Regions from separate parts of the Mus musculus genome. Here region 1 is linked to region 2. The links are chromatin contacts, found by Hi-C or POLR2A ChIA-PET in ENCODE. All regions are on one chromosome and are shown on one strand. The core of a region is the stretch at or near the end of the contact, and the rest is flanking DNA. Distances in the headings are between cores, read along the strand shown.

The links. A loop is a pair of places that touch in the nucleus more often than their neighbours do. ChIA-PET counts read pairs that join two places held with the same protein, here RNA polymerase II (POLR2A).
Region 1: a loop to region 2 is called in a map of gastrocnemius, with 4 times the contacts of the local background. The contact joins the enhancer-like site here to the promoter of 2310043L19Rik in region 2. A Hi-C loop is called at or near these places in 5 of 37 maps with a recorded cell type or tissue (T-helper 17 cell, gastrocnemius and heart). POLR2A ChIA-PET finds 5 or more read pairs at or near these places in 2 of 5 experiments (Patski and embryonic stem cell).

What each region holds. Positions count from the first base shown.
Region 1 is chr1:177,683,403-177,687,889 of GRCm38, reverse strand. No RefSeq gene overlaps it. Among named protein-coding and RNA genes, the nearest start is that of 2310043L19Rik, 43 kb to the right of the region's middle. Within about 2 kb of position 3,134, at least 2 of the 3 ENCODE cell types and tissues checked have a DNase peak (open chromatin) inside an H3K27ac peak, as active enhancers do; they include gastrocnemius, where a contact is called at or near this core.
Region 2 is chr1:177,639,824-177,644,307 of GRCm38, reverse strand. 2310043L19Rik (RIKEN cDNA 2310043L19 gene) reads left to right here and starts at 1,365. Exons shown (of 3, transcript NR_037994.1): 1 at 1,365-1,601; 2 at 2,194-2,298; 3 at 2,411-2,766.

The DNA.
Region 1 (4,487 bases), core at 1,885-4,384, 42 kb before region 2:
GTGAGCCACCATGTGGTTGCTGGGATTTGAACTCCGGACCTTCGGAAGAGCAGTCGGGTGCTCTTACCCACTGAGCCATCTCACCAGCCCGTGATAAACACTCTTGTAGGTCATTTCTAGTTTCAAATGTCACCTGAAACTGCTCAGGTGACATTCTCTCTAGCCCCCAATTCAGAGGCTGGTGGGAACCAAGGAGCCTCAAGCCACTGCCAATGGACCCAGGGCATGGGTCTCTTGACTTCCAATGCTATGGGTCTGCCTTCTGGGCTGTCTCCTTCCTGGACAGTGTCTGCCCCTCACTTCCTTTGCTTTCCACATAGGAAACCTTGTGCAGGGAGCTGAGGTGTGTTGGGAAGCCCTGGGATGCTGCCGTTTTGTGCCTCTTACTCCTTCTGAAGCTGCCCGTGCCCATCCAATCTCCCCTGTGGTCATACAGACCATTGCCTCCTGTAGTCTTATAAACCAATCTCCCCTGTCATACAGAGCCATGATCTTGTAAGGCTACAGGACACCTAAGTCCTTAAGAGCAGAGCTCATTTATACAACCATTTTTTGTTTTGTTTCTTTGGAAAAAAAATTGTGCTGACAACTGTCATTTCTCAGACTTTGAAAAGTTCACAGCTAGAGAATGACCAGGACTAAGGCTGATCATACCAAGCACTGGGAGGAGCTAAAGAGCAAGAGTCAGATGTAGGGATAAGAATATAAATAAAAAAGGTGGCACATGCCTTTAATCCTGGCACCGGGAGGCGGAGGAGGAGGCGTAGGCGGAGGTGGAGGCGGGCAGATCTCTGAGTTCCAGCCTGGTCTACACAGTGAATTCCAGGTCATCTAGGGCTACATAGTGAGACCCTGTCCCAGTGCCTATAACAGTGCAAGTGTTTCTGCTAATATTGCCAGACTTTAGAAGTCTTGTTTTATTGTGAACAACCAACCCTTTCCTATCTGCAGGGGATTTTTGCCTTTTCACAAGTTTTTATTTTTAATTTTTATTGTACTGAATTACATAATAACATTTCAAGACAAGCTTATAATGTTCTTTGAACATCTGCCCCTCACATCCTGTCACCCTCCCCTTTGCAGTGTCCCCCCTCCTGTTAGTCCCCTAGACAGTGTGGAGGTCTGGGAAACCCAGCATGAGGGAAGATGGCTGGAAGTCTGTGTCACCTCTCCTCACCATTCACCCAAGGAGCTGAGGTCCCTTTGGCTGGTGTGCTACTCTCTCTGTGTAAAGCTATTGATCTTGCTGTCAGAGGCACCCTAAGTTCACCTCATGTACCAGGGAGACAAGCAGTGAATTCAGCAAGTAGAGGACACAGAAAAGATCATCTGTGAATGGGAAGACACTCTGTGCTCCTGGGAGTGCTTAAATGCTGTCGGTAGGTGGGACACTACCTAGCTGGCCCACTGACCCTAGCAGAACTGAAATTTAGCACAAGAGGAGGTCTATGCAATGCACATTTCTTCATCAACCCCCTAGCTTTGATGAGTTCTTGGCTTCCTCCACACCACACGCTGCACAACAGCAATAGCCAAACCCATCTTGTATTCGATGAGTCACCCTGCATCACCCTTGTGGGACACAGACACCCAGGAGCTTCTGGGGCTGCTGTGTTGGACTCCTGCTTTTTCCAGAAGATGAGGTACAAACAGAGGTGTGACCTAGTGATAGAGAACATGTTTAGCACTTGGTACACTTACAAAACAAAAGGTTTAGGTCTGGAGAGATGGCTCAGCTGTTAGGAACACTGACTGCTCTTCCAGAGCTCCTGAGTTCAATTCCCAGCACCCACATGGTGGCTCACAACCATCTGTAATGGGATCCGATGCACTCTTTTGGTGTGTCTGAAGACAGCTACTGTGTACTCATATAAATAAAAAAAAATGGATACATCTTTAAAAATAAATCAAGACAAAGGTTTGATCTCTAACATCACAATCACACCAAGACCTTCCTCCCAGCACTGTAAACAGAAGGCACAGGTTCTCAAGCCCCACCGCCAGTCAGGCACCACGTGATCTGTGATGATTTAACTCCTCAAGACTCCTACCCCTTCCTCACGGTTCACTTGATGGCCCTAAGTGGAAAGACCAAAGAAAATGGCTGTACTTACATCACAAAAAACACGAGAGAGAATTTGGCAGTGGGTATATTTAGGAAAGCATATGACTGTGTGGATTTGTTCTCTTTATCTATTCTGAGGCCAGGGCTTTATGCTATATTGGGGTTAGGCATCAAAACAGGTTTTGGGTTTTTGAAGAAATTTAACCAAGTATGAGTTTAGACTCTACTTCTAGGAATCCTTAGTGTTCTCATAGTGTATGTAACGTTTAAATGTTATTATTTTGGTTTGGTTTTGGTATTGAAACTGAACACAAGACCTCCTGCATGCCAAGCCTGGCCTCTAGCACTAAGCTACCCTCAATCGTTAACAGTCATTTGATTTGCTTTATCTTATATAAGCCTCAGAAAAGTATAATAATATTTATCATGAACTCTATTTTACAGATGAGAAGCCAATCATTAGAGTGAAGTGATCTGTTCAAGCGAGAGAGAGAGAGAGAGAGAGAGAGAGAGACAAGTAGTTACTTGGTACTTAAATATCGTCCTGTGTGTGGTTTTCCCAAGACATACTACATGACTTCCTGAGATGTCTTAAATAAAACACCACGGGAAATATTTTTGAAGACCCTTTCAAACATTTTCTGTATCCCTTCCCTAATTTTATAAGGGGCTGGTTTGTCTAGACTTGTATATACCCAGTATGGCCACAAGATGTCAGGTTAATCTCGGTCTTTGAGAAACTGGCTTCATTGGGGCACCAGTAGTAAGGTCCTCTTTTGCTGAAGAAGACAAATGAAAGCTATGAATAAATAATAACAATAATAATAATAATAATAATAATAATAATAATAATAATAATAATAAACAACTAAGGAATAAAGGAAAAACAAAACAAAAGCCCTTAGGTGGCTACATAGGTTAAATAGCAACTTTTCTCTCTTTCTGTTTTGAATCAAGCAACTGAAAGTTCAGATAAGCCTGTGTGTCACTTCTGTTTGCTCTTGGAGGCAGGAGGTCAGGACTTGGGCCAGCCCCTTAGCGAACATTATTCATCTGTCCAGCTCTGGAACAAATGTGAAGAAATGAAGTCGCTTCAGTGAGGGGAGACAGTGTTGTTATTGTTGCTGGTGATGGTTCTATTTGCCAGCAAGCATAAAAACATACTTTGGAATCCAAACAGGCTTGTCAGAGGGAACTTTTGTTCCATGTTTGGGCTGGGATGCTTCCAGGGCAAAATCAGGCGGGCATTTGAACCTCAGGAGGCCAGGAGAGAGCTGCACACAGCAGCCACTGATGGAAAAGGCCAGCCATCAGCTGCAGTTTCATCTGGGTGTTATTTGACTGCAGTCTATGCAGCTTGGGCTGCCAACTGGGGTCACTTCTCTGAATGAGTACTAAGGGGAGGAGGGGGGAGCAGGGCTCTGTAGTCCAGGACGGAGGACTCGTCGGCCACAAACGGGGATAAACAAGCTTAGAAGCTTGAGCTTTTGGAAAGCCGCTCCTCACTTTAGGGCTTTGGAGAGAGAAAGTGGTCCTGATTCTGCAGGATTTATCTGCTGTCGGGTCTCAATTACCCCAAGATCTCTGGCAATGCCTATGGGATCCCTTTGCTACGTGGATTAACTGCCCTGGGGACAAAGCCATCTTTGCTGTGTGTGGTGAGAGTTTAGGGTAGAGAAACTCGTGGTAACGCTAGTCTCAAGAAGCCTAAATTGAGAAAGCCTCTGCCTTTCTCCGCTACTGTTACATAATTTGAGCTGACGGTCCCATCCGCAGCTGTCCCGCTGCCTCCTCCCTCTGCAGATGGGAGAAGCTCGCTGGGTGGACAGGCTTACACTAATCTATCTATTTGGAAGGCAAGATGGTGATAAATTACGACCATGGTGAATATCACTAAGACGCGGTAGAGCCAACAGTACTCTGAATTTTCAGTTCTTCCTCACAACCCTGCTGGACTACCTAGGGCATCACTGAATGTTTTATTTCACCTTGAGATCCTGAGATAAGATAGGCTCTTACTCCAGAGCCCAAAATGTCCCGGTCTGAAGTGGCAAGCTCCCCACAGGAGGAGCCCGTGAATTTCAATAAATGGAGGAGCCTCTTATTTTGTAAATAAAGTAACAGCTCAAGGAAATGAAGTGATTGCGCCAATTATACACCTAATTGGTGGCAGATTAGGGACCGGAGCACAGCCCATTACTTCTGCTTCCTATCCCACTTCTGCTGTCTTGAATTTGAAAATACCTTTCACTTTATTTTAACTTAATTAGTTAATGGACTATTGCTTGGCTGGGACTGGAACTCAGGTAGGCAGATGCTCTACCACGAAGCTGCATCCCTAGTTGGTCTTATTTACTTAAAAACATGCCTTAAGTTAGCCTTCAGTTTTGTTTTTATAGTCAGGCCAGAGGCCGCCACCCAG
Region 2 (4,484 bases), core at 116-2,615:
AGAATCACTGTTACGCAAAGGAGGAAACCCTGAGCAGTTTTACCGTCTTTCAGATAACATTGATTTTTTTTTGTTCTCTTTTAAATTATGTGCTATTAAAAAAAAAAACCCCAAAACCTCACTTGGTAACTTTTCTTCTGTGTCTGTATCCTTTCACCCCATACACACAGCCTGTTGTTAGATCTTGTAACTCCTTGTAAAATCCTCTTAGGATGCAGCCCTGAGGTAGTTCCCATTCCTTTCTCAGTTTGAAACCTGCAGCCTTGTGCATGTTAGACAAGTACTCAACCCTGTGAATTGCACCACAGCCCTGACTCCCGGGACTCTAAGCTAGCCTCTAGGTCTTCTATTCCTTCTGGTGGTTCTGTTCCAGTCAGCCTGACTTCCTGGAAGTGTCATGAGCCTGCTGGAGCAGACATGGACCAAGAGAGCCCAACAGCTGGTGGCTCCCCATGTGTTCTCCTGGCACCGATTCATACTATGTGTGGATCCGTAGACAGCCAACCTGTGCTTGCATGCCCTCCCTCTCCTCAGCCTGCCTGCCATCAAAGCTCTGGGTTCTGGTTTAAAAGTTATTGGGAAGTGATAGGAAAACTAGTCCTATGGGCTGAGGCTAGCTCAGTGGTGGGCCCTTGGTTAGCTTGAGTGAGGCTGAGTTCCATACAGCACCGGAGAAAGGCGCGCAGGAAGGAGAGGAAGGGAAGAGCTGAGGGAAGAAAGAGAGCCAAAATGGAGGGTGTTGGGCAGAGACAAGACAGAGCCTAAAGCTGGTGCTGCGGTCTTAAACATCTCCTTTGGTTTTAGGCCTCTCAGAGGCTTGACAGAAAAGTTCACTGCTCCGCGGATTTCTTGTTCTGTTCCCTCAAAGTCCTCAGTTCCCTGTCCATTTGTCCCATCACTGAATCGGCTTCCCTTTGCCAGGCCATGCTGCTGGGTCAAAGTGTGCCTCTCTATTATTAACCTGTTTAACAGCTGAGAACAGTGAAGTACCCAGAAGCTACGTGACCCACCCAGGATCACGTGGCAGTGAACCGGCTGAGACTCACCCTTCTGAGGCTGGTGCTGCCTGCTGCCCTTGGCTCAGGCAGAACCGTCCACAGACATTCACGAGCTCGTGTTACATACAGGGCAAGGTCTCAGTAGAGGCTTCTCCTCTTCCCACTGAGTTCAGTGTCAACACAGCAGTGGAGAGAAGTGATGTGGAATCCTGGGAGCTTTGTTCTGAAGGGTCTCTTGTGGCAGAGCCTGGGGACTGTTGGTGACATTTCCATAAGTGTGACACTCTGCTGGTTGGATTAGGAGGTCCTGGGTAGTAACTGAAGAGTTCACAGTGGCCCTCCACTGACAACGCTATGTTCCAAAAGGGCACAGCAGCTGTTCAGCCTGAGGGATAGGGACAGAGGCAGAAGCAGGCATGCAGGAAGCTCACCCTAGGGAGTGCCTGCAGTGAGCCAGGCACCTTAAGGAGCCTCTCCAGGGATGCTTCCTTTGAGGACTTCTATCCACTCCCAGAACTCACCTGACCAACTCCTGTCCTCCTCCCGCTCTTGTTCCTGGGTGAGGAAATCAAACCCAGAGCTTCTAAGTGGAAAGCAGAGTTGGTGAGTCAGAAGGTTCCAATGCTCTCCCCTCCTCCCCTCTCCTTTCCTCCCCTTCCCTCCCCTTTCCTCTCCTTTCCTCCCCTCCCTTCCCCTCCCCTTTCTTCCCCTCCCTTCCCCCCTTTCCTCCCCTCCCTTCCCCTCCCCTCTCCCCCTCCTTTATCCCTCCTTTCTCCCTCCTTCCCAGTCCCTTCTCTCCTCCTCTCCTTTTTCTTTTTGAGACAGAACCTCACACTTGTAACCCAGGCTCCCAAGCTTGCCTTCACTCCCAGCAATTCTCCTGCCTCAGCCTCCCAAATGCTGGGATTGCAAACACAGTACCATTCCGAGTCAAGAAGTCTTTCTTTGAAGGGACCCGTCTAAAACTAGCACAGATGAGTCCTGTCCGTGCTTTCTTCCTTTCTTATCCAGTGAGTCATGGAAGGAGCCATGGGGAAGTTGGTCTTCTCCTCTAAAACCCTTGCTGAGTTTCCCTCCAGAGTGACAGTGGCTCAGGGGCACCATTTTGGCTGCAGTCCTGTGGAGTTTCATTTTCACATTTTTATTGAAAAATCGAAATCTGGAGAATTAGAGCCTTTCCATATTGATTTTCCAGGAGCAAGTGAAAATTGCATTTTGTATAGGACTAAGGAAGTGGCACCTTGAGTGGTGACAGGGCTGACGTTGGAGATGACGTGAGACCAGGAGAACAATGGCGCTGGTGGGTATAGCCTCTGTAATTTTTTGATGTGACAAAGGCAGGAATGAAGATTGATCCACACCCATGTGACTCGATTTCTTGCATTATGATGTTAATTTCATTTTGTTTTCAGTGAACAGGAAAGAAAAGTGGGAGCTTCAGGGAACAGAAAATTCAAGTTTCACCTCGTAGCATGTTGTGGTCAGGTATCAAGTCCACACACACACACCTCTGCTCTGGCCAAGCTGGTTGCTTTGGGACAATGTGGAGAACCCACTGGAATTCCAACTAAAGTATTCACGTTGAGGCCCACCTCTGTGTTCTGGGTTCAGATCCTGCTGCTACTGTACTCTGACAAATTATATAATTCTCTGAACCTCAATTTTTCATCTGTAAATTGAGGATATTGAATAAGGTAGTAAGACTTGGGCGATTGGATTAAGAAATAAATATTGGCTAACCTAATGAATAAATAAGACGGCTGCTATACATCATTTGAATTGTTAATTAAGTGTCTGTTGTGTGCAATGACAGTCTCTTGATGAGGTAGAAATAACATTTTTTTTAAATTTTAACTTATGTTAAATATAATGTAATACACACACACACACACACACACACACACACACACACACACACACTAGTATGTGTGTAGAGATGAGGAGACAACAGGTAGGAGCCAGATCTCTCCTTCCACTACATGGGTCCTGGGATCAAACTCAGATTGTCAGGTGGCAAGTGCCTTTCCTTGCTAATCCTTGCTAGCCCCAAGACTGAAGCAAATCTTGAGGCAGTGTGAAGTGTCACAGGGGTTGTGACACTGGGGTGAACTTGTCTAAGGTGTGCTCAGGCTGCTCATCAGGCTCAGTACCTCCTGGTTGGTTGTGAGAGAAAAATTACCATTCCCTGCAAAGTTGCTTTCTGGGAAAGACATGTTGGGAGTTCACACGCAGAAGTAATTGGCTCTCTGCTTGCTACATCTTTTTCTGCCTACCCTTTTAAAACACCTGTACAATGTCCCATCTTTCCCCTTTTCCACACGCAGGCTGATCACGAACATCAACCAAAGCCCACAAAATTATTCTGGCAAAAAAAAAATAGATATGCTTCCGCAAAGCGGATAAAGATCCTGCAACTCTGAATGAGGACAGCGAGGAGACACTGAGCCAACTAACTACTGGACACCCCCAAGGTGTCCCCCAGACACCCCGGCTTTTAGGATAACCCACAAACATTTCAGCCAGATGTGCCATTCTTGGAGCAAGGAGTTAAACAACTGCTCTGGAGACTAGAAGCACGCCGCGCATGCTAAGTAGCTTTATTGTTTCCTTACAGCGTGTGTTGCTAGGAGCGGCACCAGCAACAACGTGGTGCGGTGTGTTACTGCTTGGGAATTAGTGAGAAGCAAGCTCAGCCGGAAATACTGAGTGCCAGAGAAGAAGAGAAGAAAATGCTGGGGGTGGGAGGAAAGGGTGGGGAGAGAAAGGGAGGGATGGGTGCCTGGGCTTTGAAATTCTTTCTCTTCAATGGATCCTCTTCCAACCTGCCTGAGTACGGCAACTGGACCCCGCATGTGACAGGAGCTACAGATGGATCACGTTTCCTACACGCAGCTGTAATATCTGGCACACAGGTGTTCGACTGTTTGCCAGCTGCTCTGCAGCAGCCTGCTTCTCGCCTTGTGTGTGTGTGTGGGGGGGGTACTGGGGGAAGCCCCACACTTGTTGCTGGAAAAAGGGACAACGGGGTGGCTGGAAAGTTCAGCTCCCCCAAGTACTCAGAGTTTGAATTAGTATGTGGGTCTCCAACTGGGTCTGGAACCTGACTCTAAGGTTCTGGAGCCTCTGCCCACAGACTTACTCAGGATAGGCTACAGATAGGGGGTGGGGATGGGACAGGATGGGGTATCTTCAAGTGTAGCAGGCAGGCCCGAGGCCCCAGGACCTGGCAGGGAAGCAGTGGGCCTGGGGAGATGAGGCTACTGGGCTCTTAAGTCTCATCTCCCCCTTTTGAACAATTGGAGATTCGCTGCCACGTTTCTTACTTGGTCTAGGCCTCAGTTTTCTGAATGTTGGATGTGTATAACCCGATCCTCCACCTCCTTATAAGGACTCTGTGAGGCAGCATATAAAATGTTTAGGGAAGCCCTGTCCCTTACTCCAGATCTTCACAGCTGGAGAAAGTAGAACAGGGTCAGGGGCCTGTCA